Regions from separate parts of the Homo sapiens genome. Here region 2 is linked to region 1. A link is an interaction called in ENCODE POLR2A ChIA-PET data of the cell type or tissue named here. Cell type or tissue: HepG2. All regions are shown on one strand. Links, peaks and the distances in the headings refer to the core of each region. The heading gives the core; the rest is flanking DNA. Region 1 overlaps LIPC (lipase C, hepatic type). Region 2 has its middle 95 kb from the start of LIPC.

Region 1 (8,908 bases), core at 1,978-6,977:
AAAAAAAAAAAAAAAAAAAAAAAAAAGGGCCGGGCACGGTGGCGGTGGCTTACGCCTGTAATCCCAGCACTTTGGGAGGCCGAGGTGGGTGGATCACGAGGTTAGGAGATGGAGACCATCCTGGCTAATATGGTGAAACCCCGTCTCTACTAAAAATAGAAAAAATTAGCCAAGCATGGTGGCATGCGTCTGTAGTCCCAGCTAATCGGGAGGCTGAGGCAGGAGAATCACTTCAACCTGGGAGGTGGAAGTTGCAGTGAGCCAAGATTGTACCACTGCACTCCAGCCTGGTGACAGAGCGAGACTCTGTCTCAAAAAAAAAAAAAAAAAATTATACTACTAGAAATATTTCCCACAAATAGGTATATGAGAATACATGTATAAGGATGTTAAATGCAGCACTTTTCAGAAAGGCAAAAAGCTGGAGAAAAGTGAAGGCACATCAGTATGAGACTGACAATAAATTAAGGTTCTGTCTACAATGGGGAATATTATGCAATCATCAAAAGTAGTGAGGCTGGGTACTGTGGCTCACACCTGTAATCCAAGCATTTTGTTTGAGGCCAGGAGTTTGAGGTTGCAGGGAGCTGTGATAGGGCCACTGATCTCCAGTCTGGACAACAGACTGGAGTTCTAAAAAATTAAGAAAAAAATTAAAAAATAATAAGATCTGTACCAATTGACCCAGAAATATTTCAGCTCATATTGTTGAGTAAGGAAATCAATTTGCTGAAAAGAATGTATAATTACATGTTTGTGAAACAGTAACAAGTCCCTTCTCTTTGGGGATGTCTGTATATGGTAGTATATATGACTATAGAAAAACTTCAGAATTACACTCCTGGTTATGAACATGGGTCAGGGGAGAGGGCATTGACCCAAGTAACAAGAGGAGGAAAAAGATTGCACTAACCCCTCCAGCATGTATACTTCTATTTATAAAAAAATATTGTATAATAGGCATACAGAAATTAGAAAAAAGGGCTGGGAGCAGTGGCTCACGCCTGTAATCCCAGCACTTTGGGAGGCTGAGGTGGGCGCATCACTTGCGGTCAGGAGTTTGAAACCAGCCTGGCCAACATGGTGAAACCCCATCTCTACTAAAAAATACAAAAATTAGCCTGGTGTGGTAGCAGGCGACTTAATCCCAGCTACTTGGGAGGCAGAGGCAGGAGAATCGTTTGAACCCAGGAGGCGGAGGTTGCAGTGAGCCGAGATCGAGCCATTGCACTCAAACCTGGGGGATAAGAGCGAGATTTCTCTCAAAAAAAAAAAAAAAAAAAAAAAAGGAAATTAGAAAAAAGATCCATATCTTTTAGCATGTAAGGATACGAATAAGTCACTAAGACAAAAAAAAAAAAAAAAAAAAAAAAAAAGAAGCAAAAACAGAAACAAAAAGCAAGCAAGTTGAGCAAGTTGTAGAGTAATATATATACGATGGTTCCACTTTGGTGAAAACAACAAGCAAACAAAAGCCTTGAGTGTGGATAAATGCTTGTCTATGTTCGAAGGAATAACGTTGCCAGGCTGTTACCAATCTTCACTTCGGGTCGCTGGGGTGGGGAAGAAGGTGGGTGCGGGGAGACGGATGACCAGCTTTCTCTTTACATATCTTTGCATTGTTGCACTGCTTTTATACTCTTATAAAATATCTTTAAAATGAGAAACCTAAAATAACCACATAACAAAACCTAAAAATACATTACAACTTCTGCCCTCAAGGGGCTCACAGTCTCCTGCAGACTGTCTTCAGATAGCTGATGTGTTTGATTTGCTCTCTATGGCTTCCAGGGAAGAAAGCGAGGGGAGAAGGTACGGCAAGGTAGGGGAAGCTCTTTCCCTGGCGGTGCTGGGCCACACCTGTGATATTCTCTTGAGAGGAAGGTGTTGGACTCCGTCAGTGTTGCCCCAGTTTTCTGAAGAGATGAATTAGCCCGGGTACTTGTTGAAAAGAAAAATCTTTAGGATCTGTCCTTGACCCGCTGAATTCGAATCTCCAGGGGAGGAGTCTGGGAAGCTTTATTTTTTAGTGCCCAGGTGATTCATATCATTGGGGAAAGTTGGGAAACACTGGTCTACATTCACGCTGCTCAGCGTGGCCTGGGAACCAGCCGCAATGGCATCGCCTGAGAGCTTGTTAGGAATGCCTGCTGTCAGGATGTGCCCCAGACCTACGGTGACAGAAATGCCAGTGAACAAGGTGCCTGTGCACAGAATGGGTTGAGAGGGATGTTGTAGATGACCCTTACAGTTATTCTCTAATTCTATCTTATTTGACAGGAAGATAGCTCCAAGACACTGGAAAATTCTTTTTGTGATAGACGTGTTTCAAAAGTAAAAATGTAGTCAAGGAACCCAAAGGGATTTTGATGAACTGATTGAGGCAGAAACTGAGCTAACGTAAGAGGAGGCCGGCAGGGCCAAGAGATGAGGGAGGGAGGAAGTCAACCGCCTCGCCAACCTGGCTTTGTTTCTAAGCTGAATGAGGAAGCAGTGAACTCTATCTTGGACAGGTGTGGTAGCTGAAGCTTCTGATTTAATCAAGAGGAAAAAAATACAGATAAGAAGAGATACCTGTCACTTATTAACTCAGCAAGCATTTACAGGATGCCAACTCTGTACCAGGTGATAGGCTGAGCACTGGGAATAATGCAGTGAACAATGAGAGCCTCTCCCTGACTTCACCAAGCTTCAAGGCCAGTGGGGGAGAAAGGCAGTAAAGAAACCATTTCAAAGATCAGGCCTACGGCTAGGGTAAAGCTAGTGAAGCACTTGCCTTGAGTGCAAAAATGTAAGGGGGCTCCAAAAACTCAGTTATCAAGAAAATTTTTAATGCAAAAATTTTTCTAATGGAAATGAATGCAAAAATCTATGATACATAAAATATAAACATTTTGCTGTCATGGTGGCTCACATCTAATCCCAGTGACTTGGAAGGCTGAGGCCGGAAGATTGCTTGTGTCCAGGAGGTTGAGGCTGCAGTGAGCTCTGATTTGGCCACTGCACTCCAGCCTAGGTGACAGCAAGATCAGGCTGGGTGCAGTGGCTCACTCCTGTAATCCCAGCACTTTGGGAAGGTAAGGAGGGTGGATTGCTTGAACCCAGGAGTTCAAGACTAGCCTGGGCAACCCTTGTCTTTATAGAAAATATAAAAATTATCTGGGCTTGGTGGCATGCACCTGTAGTCCTAGCTACTTGGGAGGCTAAGGTGGGAGGATCCCTCGAGCTCAGGAGGTTGAGGCTGCAATGGGCTGTGATCATGTTACTGTACTCCAGTCTGGGTAGCAGAGTGAGACCCATCTAAAAAATAAATATATAAATAAACACAGGTTCACTATTACTGATTTTTCCTTTTGCCTCAGGCTCCAATGTGGCTCTGCATGGCATGGCCACAAATCATTTCACCAGGAGAATAAAAAAACATTGACTATGGATGGCAGGGTGAGCTGCTTGAAGCTCGGGTAGGATGAGATAATTGTTAAATGATCTCCCAAGCAGTAACACCTAACTTGGAGCTGCAAGCATGCAATGGAGGAGAGGTGGGAGTGTAAGCAACAGAAGGGGCCAAGGAGAGAGCTTTGCGCTTTTGAAGGAACTGAGGTGGCTGGTGTTGTCTAGACCTCTGGGTTTCAAACTTAGTGCATATTAGGATCACCTGGGGAGCTTTCAACAGTCTTAATCTCCGGGCCCTGCCCTAGTCCAATTAAGTAAAAAATCTCTAGGTGTGGGGCTGAGGCAGGGCTAGTTTTTAAAGCTCCTCAGGCATTTCTAAAGTGCACGCTAAACCTGGGCAACATAGTGAGACCCCTGTCTCTACAAAACATTTAGGAATTAGATGGATGTGGCAGTGTGCACTTGTAGTCCCAGGTACTCGGAAGGATGAGCTGGGAGAATTGTTTGAGCCCCAGGAGGTCAAGGCTGCAATGACTGTGATTGCACCACTGCATTCCAGCCTGGGTGACAGAGTGAGACTTTGTCTCCAATAAATATATAAATAAATAAAAATTAAAAATAAAATGCAGGCTGGGCGGACACTCCGTGGGTGGAGCTGGACAATGGCCTAGTGAGTGACAGACAGAGAGTAATGGGAGGCAAGACTGGGGAGAAAAGTAGGGGCTTGACTGGGAGCCTTGAAGGCCAGGGTAATTATTTTGGACTTTTTCCAAAAAACGTGGGAGGTCATTGGGAGGGCTTTATGCAGGAAAATGATATAACCTTTTTTTTTTTTTTTTTTTTTTAAGATCACTCTGGTCGCTGTGAGGGGAAGGGATTGAGAGGGAGGAGGGTGTCTGAGGGATGAGTTGGAAAGTTGTTGCAAATGTCTGGGTAAGCGATAGTTCGGCTTGGGCTGGGTTGATGGCAGTAGAGGTGGGGAGACATAGACACGCTTAAGAAATAAGAGTAGAATTCATGGAATATGGTGATCATTGGATTGTGAGGGGCCAAAGGGGAGGACACATAATGGATGACTCCCCAGAGTCCACCACCAGCAACTGGGTGGGTGGTAATGACCTTCAAGGAGATAAACAACAGAGAGAATGGGGATGAGCAGGTTCCAGGGGCAAGAAACATCATGCATTCATTTTTGGATGCAGGGAGAGATGACACAGCGGGAACTGTGGAATGGACAATTGCATAATATATGGGAATACGGGTCTGGAGAGAAGGCCCAGGCTGGAGCTCTACACTGAGAATGGTTGGCCTATGTGGTTGATCATAAATAAAGCCATAGGAGTGGGTGAGATTGCCTATAAAGAGAGAAACGTGCGAGTAGGGAAGGAGGTCTGGGCTCCCCTGGAATGGTTGAATGGAGGGCAGGGAGCAGCAGGGAGGCTGGGAGGTTGGAGGGGAATCAGCGGGGCACAAATAACTAAAGGCCAAGTGGATGGCGGAGAGCGTCACTTATGTGATTGCCAGGCGCTCAGAAGAGAGAAAGATCTCTGTGGCCTGGCCAGGCTAGGAGGCAACTGGTGAAAATAACTGGGCCTGGGTAGATAAATAGGACTAAGTTAGGCAGAGCAATTCCAGGGGAGAAAAGAAAAGGAGGAAGGGATAAGAGAAGGGAAGGAATGAGATGTGTCGGGAGCCATTAATCATGTACGGATCATTGGGATTCAAATAGAAGTATGTATTATGGGACCATGTAAATGGTCCCTTTTGGGACTGACTTTCTTTAGTCTTCATCTTGCTTGTCTATTTCCCATCCCTCTGACTTTACTTTGGTCCAGCCTCTGTGGGAGGGCAAGCACAGCACTGGGCAGCTTTACCCCTTGCCTTGCTGCCCCACAGACGTGTATTGCAATCCAAGCTTTTGCAGTATTTGCGGCCGACATGACTCAAGGTGAACATTGAGGACAGGGAGCTTTGCGATGCAGCAGAGTGCGTTCATTTTAATGTTGAATGGAGTGCTTGTTTCCTTCTCTCTCTGACTTACTCACCTCAAAGAGCCCAGCTGCAGTGTAATCGACATTCCATTTCTTTCCCAGTGCTCTCTTACAAGAGAAGCACAAATAAGCTTTTGCCTAAAAGGCAAGATGCTAGTGTTATCTTTCCTGAGTGGGCTCATAAATGCAGATTCTTTGGAGAGAGGTGTGTATAATCAGTTCACGAGCCAGCATTTTGCATGTGCAACGAACAGATGTGACTGCATTATTCAGTTTCCCAATTTGACTTCCCTACTCGAATATACTTAAGAAAATGTGATGTCGATGAACACATCCCTCCAAGTGAAAATAATCCACCGACAACAGAATTGGCAACCAGATTTGGACATGCCAAGAGGAGTTTCAAATGTTCCAGTTAACCACTTGTCACGTTGGATGCTTGTTGAATTCTCTGCCCAAAATGTTACCATGTATTGTGGCACTTCAAGTTTTCTTACTAAAGATGAAATAATTTCTAATTATATTGCTTGTGAAACTATATTACTTTTGAAACATATCACACTATAGTAGAAACATGTTTGTTTAACTCTGCCCTTTATTTTCCCTTTTTAATTTTCACATTGTGAAAGGTGACATTCATACTAAAAAGTGCGTGAAATGTAGATGTATATAGAACGGTTAAATCAGTGAACGTGTGTGTACCCACCACCTGGAGTAAGAAGTAGACTATTGCTGGCACCTGGAACTCCAGGGTGCCCTTCCTCTTTCCTGGGATTATCACAGCCTCACTTTTGTGATAATGATTTTATTGTTTTGTTTCCTTTTGTGATAATGATTTTATTGTTTTGTTTCCTTTTGGTTTTTTTTTTTTTTTTTTTGAGACGGAGTCTCACCCTATTGCCCAGGCTGGAGTGCAGTGTCGCGATCTCAGATCACTGCAACCTCTGCCTCCCGGGTTCAAGGGATTCTTGTGCCTCAGCCTCCCAAGTAGCTGGGATTACAGGCATGCGCCACCATGCCCAGCTAATTTTTGTATTTTTAGTAGAGACCGGGTTTCACCATGTTGGCCAGGCTGGTCTCGAACTCCTGACCTCAATTGATCAGCCTGCCTCAGCCTCCCAAAGTGCTGGGATTACAGGTGTTTATCCATTGTTTGTATCATACTATACCTTTTTTTGTGTCTTTGTGCAAACGAAAAATGCATGAGTGCTTCCTTAAATGTTGCTCCCTAGATGCCTCGCTGCCTCACGCTGGCCCCAGCTCTGTTCTTTTGTGTGTGTAGCTTTGGCTTATCTTTCTTACGGTTGTACGACAGTCCATTAGCAAGACTATAACCCAGTTCATTTCTGCATCGTACTGGCAGACATTTGGGCTGTTTCTGGCTGCGATGATTTCAAGGCTCACATACATGTCTCCTGGAATACATATGCATGGACTCTGTTGCATATACAGCAAAGAGTGTTTCCCTGTTGTTTTTCAAAAGTGATATTCTAAATTCCTTCTGGATCGTTAATGATAAAACCTGGCAATCCAATGCAAACATTTTATTGTAAACCTTAGTATTCTAGACATAATGGGAAATGTTCATTTTATTATCTATCAATTTTAGACACACACTCACACACATTCCCTAAAAGTAGGGTCAAATACTTTTGCAGGTAAGATTAGCATTCAGGACAGAATGCTTCATTTGGAAACATTGACCAGCTGTTCTTCCTATCCCACCACCCCATAAGTTTTAGATTTCTAGGTCTTTCAAAGGGAAATAAAAGTGAATCATGCAAGATAATTTTAAATTGATTAGTCAGAGGCAGACATCTTTCCAGGATTTTTGTTTTCATGAGCCCCAGTTTACCCCGCTTTGGTGAAGAGAATATGAATTATGGTCTGTATATAGCTGAGCCTAAGTGCAAGTTAGGTTAGCTTGTTTAATGTGCATAACATGTTCCTCCTCTCTGAATTATGTAAAACACATATCTAACTGATTACCATATTTAGCGTCCATTGTCACCATGTGCTTTGTGATGGAATTTGCTGGTCAAAACATTATTATTTCACTTATTGGACAGTTTGAAATTTGACATCTAACTCTCTCAGTTAGTTCAGGCTTCTATAGCAAATTACCATAGTCTGGATGGCTTAAACAAGAAACATTTATTTCTCACAGTTCTGGAAGCTGAGAAGTCCAAGATAAAGGTGCCAGCAGATCTGGTAGTCTACTTCCAGGTGAGGGTCAACTTCCTGGTTTGCATATAGTTGCCTTCTCATATCCGCACATGGCAGAGAGTTCTGATCCTTTATCCCCTATAAGGGCACTAATCCCACTTATGAGGGCTCCACCCTCATGACCTGATCACCTCCCAAAGGCCCCACCTCCAAACACCATCACATTGGGGATTAGATTTCAGCATATGAATTTTGGGGTGACTCAAACATTCAGTCCATAGCAAATGCTTTGAGACATTCCAAGTTTTTAAAATTAGCTTTTGTTGCAAGCATTAGTAAGATATAATAATTATGTTTATTTAATTTGTAATTCCATTATTAAAATGACCACATGTCTAGCTTTCACTGTTATCACAAGTAGTTTTAGTAGAATTCTACTTGTAAGTGTTTGGTTCTGTGAAATCGTTATATGATTTGTATAAATATTAGAATAATTATAATTTTTCTTCTTTTAAGAACTGTATTGTCTTAAAGGATGTGTATTTGGTATACACAACTAGTGGTGATTAATTAGAATCTTGCTTTATTGAAGCACTAGTTACCTAATAAAAAAGTATCTTTCTAGCATGGTTCAAAAATGGGTCATAATAAACTAGCAAGGACATGTGGGAAACTTAATTATAAAAGACATTGTAAATTAGAACAACAGATCTAAAATGGCTCTTGCATTTGTACTTATTTGCATATATTAACATTTAACCAGAGATAAAATTGGGACATTTTTGGTTGTACTGATACTGGAAAATAGTTATATCATATCGTTTTTAAAAGCTCAGTTTATGAGAGTGAAACATACCCCCCTTAAATCTAAACTTTATTTAAGCTTTGTGTGAGATTCTTTATGTAATTTTGGCTTCTAAATAAGGCAGCCATTCCAGATAAGGAGTAAGATTCATTTATTCTTTACACTGGGTCTTCATTAAATCTCATCTGATCTTTCGCTTTGATGTTTTAGACTTTATTTCACATTTCACGAAGATTTTTTCCTGGGTTGGGCGAAGTAGTAGGTCATCTGTGTTTTCTGAACAAAATGTCATTCTGAATAGAAAACAGGAAGCAAACACAGCATTAAGTTTTAGGTGGAGCTTATTGAAGTGTTTCATTCTTTATCAAATTTCACTCAATTTGTGTAAGGCATGTGATGTCTTTTTTTAAGTTAGATTCTTATGTTCGCAAATATTTTTGTAACTTCAGAGAAAAACAAAACCCAAGTCAGTGAAAGCCATCAGTGTAAGACTTCCTGGAGTTCTACACTGGGGTGATTTCAGTTCTGTAAGAAGGAAAGTCCTGGGGCAGCC
Region 2 (8,908 bases), core at 2,255-7,254, 240 kb after region 1:
AAGAACTTTCCTTTGAATAGCCAAAAAAGAATCAATGAACTCAGACACCTGAAATAAGAAGTAAATGTCCAATAAAATTTTTAAAAATTTTTCAGCATTATCTGAGTGTGTGCCTTTGGTTATCTTTAAAATGGCTTGGATTCTTGAACGAAAATGGAAATCACTTTTAGGTGGACAAAGAGTAAAATAAATTATCTCAGTTATGAAAATTTGTTGGAAATGATAATGGAAAAGACTAAAAATACCATTTTATAAAAAGTGAAAGATCTTCAATTAAGCCACCAAACAGTTGTTAGTAGAATATAAGACCATTTAATAATATCAAAGATAAATTGATTCAAATTTGAAAAACTGCAAGTACTTTTCTCCAGGTTTCGATGAGCTCAGTGATGTAAAAGACACTGTTCAGTTAGCACTTAGACAACTTTCTTCTCAAACGACTTCCAAATTTACAAAGAAATGTGAATTTGTGCCCTAAAAAGTTGAACTCAAGGCATGAATATCTTTGAATCTCTCTATTTTTTTTGCTTCACCTTTCTAATCTTTACTTTCTTCTTCTTTTTTTTTTATTATTACACTTTAAGTTCTAGGGTACATGTGCACAATGTGCAGGTTTGTTACATATGTATACTTATGCCACGTTGGTTTGCTGCACCCATTAATTCGTCATTTACATTAGGTATTTCTCCTAATGCTATCCCTCCTCCAGCCCCCAATCCCCTGACAGGCCACGGTGTGTGACGTTCCCTGCCCTGTGTCCAAGTGTTCTCATTGTTCAATTTCCACCTATGAGTGAGAACATGTGGTGTTTGGTTTTCTGTCCTTGCGTGAATCTCTTATAGCTATCAAAGAAATTCATTTAGATATGAAAAAATTAGCTTCTGTTGTAATTGTGATCTAGTTACATCAGTTTAAAAATGTAGATTTATTAGAATCTTGGAATAAGAGATTGATGTTTCCCTTAATTCTTAATTCCATGATGTAATACGTATTACTGAAACTACATGTGCTCAGTTTTCTGAAGGAGACTATGAAAGCTGTATGGATGCAGTTGTTAAGATTGTTCAGTATATGTGCAAAAGCTATGAATCATCACCAGTCTGTGGAACCACTGAAAGAAATAGAAGATGATGAATTTAACGATCCTGTGTTCTTTGCCAATACTGGTTGATTGAGTCGTGGAAGAGTTTTACAAAGATTTGCTGTACTGTTAGATCCAATTCAAGATTTTCTTGAAACCAAAGGAATACTTGCCAAATAGTCAAAGACACAAAATGGTAATGTGATTTGTGTTTTCTCTTCAATGTTACACTGCATATGAACAAGCTAAATTTGAAGTTTCAAGTAAAGGAACAGCTTATTTGTGACCTAATTAGACAGGCACAAAAATTTATGTTGAAATTGAAGACTTTCATAATTCAAACCAATGATAACAATTTTACATCTTTTTTCTAACATAAATCAAGTGCAGAAGATTTAAATTGTAACTGTAAGTACAGGGGCTAGGCGCGTGCCTTATGCTTATAATCCCGAACTTCGGGAGGCTGAAGTGGGAAGACTGCTTGAGACCAGGAGTTCAAGACCAACCTGGACAACGGAGCAAGACTTTGTCTCTACAAAAAAACAGAAACCAAAACCAAAAAAAGAAAAAACAAAAAGAAAAAACAAACAACAACAACAACAAGAAACCCTACCAAAATACCAAAACCACACAACAAACTAGCCAGGCGTAGTGGTGTAGTGGTACATATCCATAGCTCTAGCTACTCAGGAGGCTGAGGCAGGAAGATCCCTTAATTCCAAGAGTTCAAGGCTGCAGTGAGCTATGATTATACCACCACAGTCCAGCCTGGGTGACAAAGCCAGACTCTGTCTCTCTCTACAAAATACAAACAAAAACCTATTAAGAGGGTAGATCTCATGGTAAATGTTCTTGCCACAATAAAACAAAATTTTAAAACCAAAAAAGAAAGTACAGTTGGCCTATATTCTCAGGTTGAACCAGCTTACAATGTCATCTGCAGATTCAATGGACAGTACATAGAAAATATTTGGGAAAGAATAAAAATCACAATACAACAATAAAAAGTAATACAAATTTAAAAACAATACACTGTAAAATAATTATCTGCAAGCATTTTCATTGTATTAGGTATTATAAGTAATGTATCAGTGACTGAAATTATACAGGAGGATGTGTATAGGTTGTATGCAAATACTACTTCATTTTATATCAGGGACTTGGGCAGCCATAGATATTCATATCCTCTGGAGGGTCCTGGAGTACTATGTAAATTGGTTGCAAAAAGTCTCTTTTCTAGAAAAACTGGGAAGACATTTTGTTCATATTGATACATTTAGAATTCTTTTCCTATTTATTTATATATTATTCTTTTGAGTTCATGCCAGTGAGACTGAGCTGACCCAAGAGTTGGTGAATTTACCTAACTTGGACAAAAGTTTATTTAAAATGGGTACACTTTTTCTTCTAAAAAAAGGTGAGCTATTTTGGCCAATGTAGATGCAAATATTAAAATAAAATTGGGTCCAGGCATGGTGGCTCACACCTGTAATCCCAGCACTTTGGGGGGTTGAGGCAGACGGATCATCTGAGTTCAGGAGTTCGAGATCAGTTTGGCCAACATGATGAAACCCCTTCTTTACTAAAAATACAAAAAAATTTAGCAGGGCGTAGTAGTGCATGCCTGTAGTTTCAGCTACTCAGGAGGCTGGAGAATCGCTTGAACCAGCAAGGTGGAGGTTGCAGCCGGCAGACTTCATGCCACTGCACTGCAGCCTGGTCAAGACAGCAAGACTCTGTCTCAAAAAAATAAAAAGAAAAAAATTATTTTTGATGTTTGATTGACTTATTTCGAAACTTTTAAATGTGTTTAGAACACTTTGGTTATATGAATCTATTTTTTAATGGTATATTTTTTAAAATCTAAATACAAATTTAGTATTTCTGATGAAAATTTGGTGTTCAAATCGAGATGTCCTTTAAGTATAAAATAGCCACCAGATTTTGAAGGCTTAATATGAAAGAAAGAATGTAAACTATATTATTAATTGATTTATTATGTTTGATTGTATGTTGAAATAATATTTTGAATATATTGGGTTAAATAAAATATATTATTTAAAGTAATTTTTCTTGTTTCTTCTTACCTTTTTAATGTAGCTATTAGACTACTAGACAATTCAACATTATGTACTTGGCTTTCATTATTCATTCTTCTGTTGCACTCAAGATAATTGTGCATGAAACTTCTTCATGAAAGCAGAGATCATCTTTGTTCTTTAATTTTTTTTTCTCCTGCTGAATCCTTGCTTAGCACATAGCAGGTATTCAATAAATATTTGTTAAATAAGTGAAAAAGTTTGGGGTGTTTAATTCTCTGTCAGAAACATCTTTGCACAAGTTGATATGTGAGTGTATTAAAAGTAATCTAGAAATGGCTTAAAGTATACAGGAGGATGTGCATGTATTACTCTCAGAATAAATGCCAAAATAATTGTATAAAAGGGCATGGACCATTTTATTGCTGTTAAACATTGCCAAGTTAATCTCAGAAAAGATTGAATCAATTTACAGTGCCATCAACATTGTAAATTGGTTCAGACTATCAGTCTCCCAATGCCAACTTTTAAAGGAATGTAGAGTGATTAGCAATGTGACACTGGCCAAGTTACTTAGCTTTTAGAAACTCAATTTCTTTAAACTATAAAATGGAAATAATAACGTAAGGCTGAAAATTAAGTGAGAAAATGCATAGGCAAATACTTACCCAATACTTGCCTCGTGTGAAGTAGGTTTTAAATGGATGATTCCAGTTAAAAGAATCTTAATTTCATAGTACTTTCTTACAGTAGTCAAGGTCAAGAGTGGTGGTTTCTGCTGAGGGCATACATGGCCAGGAGAGGGTGGGCAGTTGCCACTTTGCAGAAGGGGACAGAAGAAATCAGACTCACTTAATGAGGAACTGCCAGAGCTCTAGGATTAGACATGTTTGCAAAAAGAAAATAGCCTCATGGTTTTGTACACTTGATTAGCTATAAAGACTTATTTAAAATAATTATGGGAGCTAATATCTGAAATGTGCCTAAAACTCCATCCAAGGAATATTTTATTTCAAAATGAATATTTTAGATTTCCTAGCAAATGGGAGAAAAGTCCTGAATAAAAATCCCCTCGGGTAATGATTTGACAAATTCTCCATTGGGGGTAGGTGTAGCGCTATAACCAGTTTATGGGAACACCAGGAAATAGCTTGTCAGCTGCTCCATATCCAAATATTATTTCTCAAACCTGGGAGTACCTAGATATGCACTGCTGAACATGGTAGCCACTAGCCACATGTGGCTATTGAGCATTGAAAGAAACGTAGCTTGTCTATAGACTTAGTGTAAAAAAAAAAAAAAAAAGTAAGCTATTTCACCAATAACACTTAAATATGGTTACATGTTGAAATGATAATATTTTTGATGTATTGGGTTAAATGTACCATTATTAAAATTAATTATTACAGTTGTAATAATTAGATTAAAATGAAGTTTATCTGTTTTGTTTTCCATTTTTTAATTTTTAATTTAATTTTTTTTTTTTTTTATTAGAGACGAGGTCTCGCTATGTTGTCTAGGCTGGTCTCAAACTCCTGGGCTCAAGCAGTCTTCCTTCCTCAGCCTCCCAAAGTGCTGGGATTACAGGAATGAACCACCATGCCTGGCCTTCTTCTTTTTTCACATGTGGCTATTCAGGCATATCTCAGAGATATTGTGAGTTCAGTTCCAGACCATCGCGATCAAGCAAATATTGCAATAAAGTGAGTGACGTGGATTTTTCGTTTCCCAGTGCACATGAAAGTTATGTTTACACTATACTATAGTGTGTTAAGCATCCAATAGCATTATGTCTAAAATAACAACAATATGTATATTTTAACTTAAAAATACTTTATTGCTAAAAAATGCTAATGATCATCTGCACCTTCAGCGAGTTGTGATCTTTTTGCTGCTGGATGGTCTTGTCTTGATGTTGAGGGCCTTGCTCTGGATTAGGCTTTGACTTACAGGAATGTTGTGGCTGGTTTGATCTTCTGTCCAGATCACTGAAACTTTCTCTACCTCAGCAGTAAGGCTTTTTTTAAAAATCATTCATGTGTTTACTGGAGTAGGACTTTAAATTTTGCTTTTTTTTTTTTATCATTCGTGTGTTTATTGGAGTGGGACTTTAAATTTCTTTCAATAACTTTTCGTTTGTATTCATAATTGACTGGTGTAAGAGGCCTAGCTTTCAGTCTTTCTCTGCTTTCGATATGCCTTTCTCACTAAGCTTAATTGTTTTTAGCTTTTGACTTAAAGTGAGAGATGTGTGACTCTTCCTTTCACTTGAACACTTACATGCTACTGTAGGGTTATTAATTGGCTTAATTTCAATATTGTTGTGTCTTAGGAAATAGGAAGGCCTGAGGAGATGGAGAAAGACAGGGAATGGCTGGTCAGTGGAGCAGTCAAAACGCACACAACATTTATTGATGAAGTTCACTGTATTCTATGGGTACAGTTCATAGCACCCCAAAACAATTATGATAGTAACATCAAATATCACTGATCATGGATCACTAAAACAGATATAATAATAATAAAAAAGTTTGAAATATTGTGAGAATTACCCAAATGTGACATAGAGGCACAAAATGAGGACATGGTGTTGGCAAAATGGCAGCAATAGACTTGAGCAGGACTGCCAGAAGTCTTTACTTTGTTAAAAAACAGTATCTGCAAAGCACAATAACACAAAGCACAATAGAGTGAGGTGTGCCTGCATTTACTTCTGTGGCTCACATTATATTTCTGCTGGGTAGTGGTCGTCCAGATCCCTCCAATTGCCTTTAGCACTTCTTAGCAGCAATCTTCTATGACTACTTAGATACTTTAGAATATGCATTGACAACTTGGATTAGCTCTAAGCTTGGAATTCACAGCCAGGTAACGCAACAGCTGAGGTGTTTGCTTTATATAAGGACCTGTGAAAGCAGATTGGCAACTGCTAAAATAAAAACCAGAACCCAGGCCAAGACCTCACCCCAGTTCACACCAGCAAAATCTCAGAAATTCCCTTTATGTTTTTGCTAAAATCAACAATTAATGAAGCCAAAAGTCTGACACTGATAACTGAAAATAAGCATTTTTTTTTTCTTTTTCTTTTGGGATTTCAAGTACAGAAAGACAAAGATAAAATGAACTAATAATCTAGCCCTTTCATAAAAACAAAACCACTTAGATTAGCAATTATGCCAATTTGGGTCCTCTGAGAAGCAGATGCCAAGACAAGGTTGATTTTGCTAGAGACGTGTTGGGAGAAAAGACTGTGAAGGATAAGGGGGTAGAAACAGGAGATGGCAGACAGCCTTCAGACCATGTGTGCTGACCTGCCACCTGTGAAAGGAGAGAGGGAAGGAAGAACTGGGCAGAGCTCCTCGGACTGCAGCACATTCCTCAGAGAATCCTGGCCAGGTCCACAGGAGTCCCTGAATGCAAAGGCTGCTTGTTGCAGGCAGCCTATGTCCAGCAGGAAGGGGCTAGCACTTGTTCCCACCACAAGCAGCCCAGGGGAGGTGTGGCCTTGATACCAATAGGGAGGCAGGCCCCAAGGATGCTAACTGGGGCTGGCAGTCAACTCTGCTCCCTTTGGCATTTCCTCTTGGAAGAGAGCTAAATGGTGCACTGCCACACCATCAGAGAAATATTGATCTCCAATATTGGATATTGTTTCAGATTTGAGGTTAAATTTACAAGCCCATATGTCCTTGTGTTTTTCTCCACACTATGTGATTTGGTGAAGAAACTGGGTACTTATGTAAACCAATGTACTGACCAGAGTCACAACACCAGATTCTATTAGTCTTGGCTCTGCCACTCTCTAGACACTTCACTTACTTCAGCCTCAGTTTGTTATGGATAATGATATCCACCTTGTGAGGTTGTTGTGATCATTAAAAAGGATAACATGTGAGACAGTGTTTCACAAAGGTAAGATTGTTTGACCACTTTGTTCATATCCTGATGGTCCCACCTGATTTCTGGAATGCTAAAGAATTTCAAAGGCAGGTAATGCCATGTTGAATTTTCTCAGCTATCAGAAAAATTTGGCTTGAAAATCATATCTACCTATGAAAAGTCGTCTGAAACTCATTCTAGTTGATCCCGTTCGCACAACATTCAGGGCTTTCTTGCAGTTATTTCCTCTTACAGCACTTCCTGCAGACATTTCCAAGGAGGAATCCTTCACTCCACTCCAGTCTCTGCTCAATCGATGTCTCCTCCTAGGCCTGCCTTCGCCAATAGCAGCTCCATCACCTTTTGCCCTCTCCTTGCTTTGTTTTCCTTCATAGTACATATAAGTTCTCGATATTATAATGTTTAACTATTAGTTGATGGTAGTCTTCCTTATTAAAACATAAGCTTCATGAGGGTAGGGCTTCCTCTGTTTCATTCACTGTTATATCCTTTAGAATGCTACCTGGTGTCGGGTAAGGAATTGACTTTTTTTAACTGAATGAAATTCACATGTGGTTTCCAAAAGGAATGAAATGGCAAATGAGGAATTTTTCATGAATATCCTGGTCTACCTTAATGGTAAGTGGGAGAGGAAGAAAGACGCTAATTATAGAATACCTCAGATGGGTTCAGCCTCTTCCTCAGTCAGACCTTTCACCGGAATTGCTGGCAAGAAGCAAATGGACAGGTTTGGCACTCATCATTCTTCCTTACTCAATTTCTCTAGGGGAGGTGGGCAAGGGTTTTGTAAAGACTCATGGTAATCATGTGGTAACACAAAACTGAGTAAGAGCCCTGTCTAGCCCACCAGTGGGACACTCAGCCTTTGAGGGTCAAGAATGGTTTTGTCTGTTTTAGCTTGTCCTGTAAGTCATGAGCAAAGACACAAGTTGTGGTGCAAAGAAGAGAAAATACTTGCTTTATTTTGACCTAAAGGGCAAAACTGGCATCACAGAATGGCTGACGCCTACTGCTTAGGTCTATCCTGCAAAAAAGGGGCTATCACTGAGGGAGGAAGAGTTGTTCATCCTTCTCAGCATTCAAGCTGAGGGTAGTGTCAATCTAGAAATGTTGTAGAGGTGGTTACTGGCTGAGTGTAGGGGGTTCAGACTAGGGGAACTTTGTAGTCCTTTCTCATTTACTGATTCTATGAATTTGAGTCATCTCTGAGCTAACAAATTGTTTACTTAGAAAGTCAACAGAGAGAAAAAGGGACATGGGATCATCAAGCACCCAGATGGAATGCAATAAACTCTCATACTGGTTTATTTAAGACAACTTCCTCTTGTCTTAGCCAAGAAATAATCTGTGGATCATCCTCAGTTTGTAACTGCCTTCAGAGTGATCTATGTTTTCTGGGAGAGAGAAAGCTTAACCCCAATCCCCCAGGACTGCAGGGATCCCTGCAGGTAGAGGGGGGACAGTCTGCCAAACACAGAACCCCTCTGAGAGAAGAACAAAGGGCAGAGCTGAAATTCCAGCAGTCATCTCTCCTTAAAGGTTGCCCTTGTTGCCTCCATTCATGGAGGAGAGAGTTGGCCCCATTCACTCAGCAGCACAAGTCTGATTCTCCTGATAGTGTGGTGAGTAGACAGTGCAGAGGGCCTGGGAGACAGAAGACCCAGGTTCTATTCCCAGTTCCACCTCTAATTCACTTTATGACCTTGGTCATGTTGCTTGACCTCTCTGGGCCTCAAATTCTTTTCCAGAAAATGAGAAGATTGATTTAAATGATCTCTAAGGCTCCTTTGTGTGTATGTGAAAATATGACTGGGGGATTCAGGGAAGGCTGGGTACTTGTTCCCTTTTAGAGCTGTCTCTGAAACGCAGCTTAGCATTTGGCACTGGG

What was found. Peaks named below come from ENCODE experiments on the same cell type or tissue, not always from the same donor. Only the 100,000 strongest peaks of a DNase experiment are listed, where the experiment ranks them.
Region 2: POLR2A ChIA-PET joins it to region 1 with 5 read pairs; 5 of 35 experiments call an interaction of 5 or more read pairs at or near these places.

Annotation. Positions count from the first base shown.
Region 1 is chr15:58,568,456-58,577,363 of GRCh38, reverse strand. It overlaps LIPC (lipase C, hepatic type), which reads right to left. Exons shown (of 9, transcript NM_000236.3): 9 at 7,520-8,648. The coding sequence ends at 8,537. Among named protein-coding and RNA genes, the nearest start is that of LIPC-AS1, 74 kb to the right of the region's middle. In HepG2, for the core only: no CTCF peak of the experiment used is centred there; DNase peaks (open chromatin) are centred at 2,623 and 3,933.
Region 2 is chr15:58,332,553-58,341,460 of GRCh38, reverse strand. No RefSeq gene overlaps it. Among named protein-coding and RNA genes, the nearest start is that of LIPC, 95 kb to the left of the region's middle. RefSeq lists an enhancer at 8,388-8,908. In HepG2, for the core only: no CTCF peak of the experiment used is centred there; no DNase peak of the experiment used is centred there.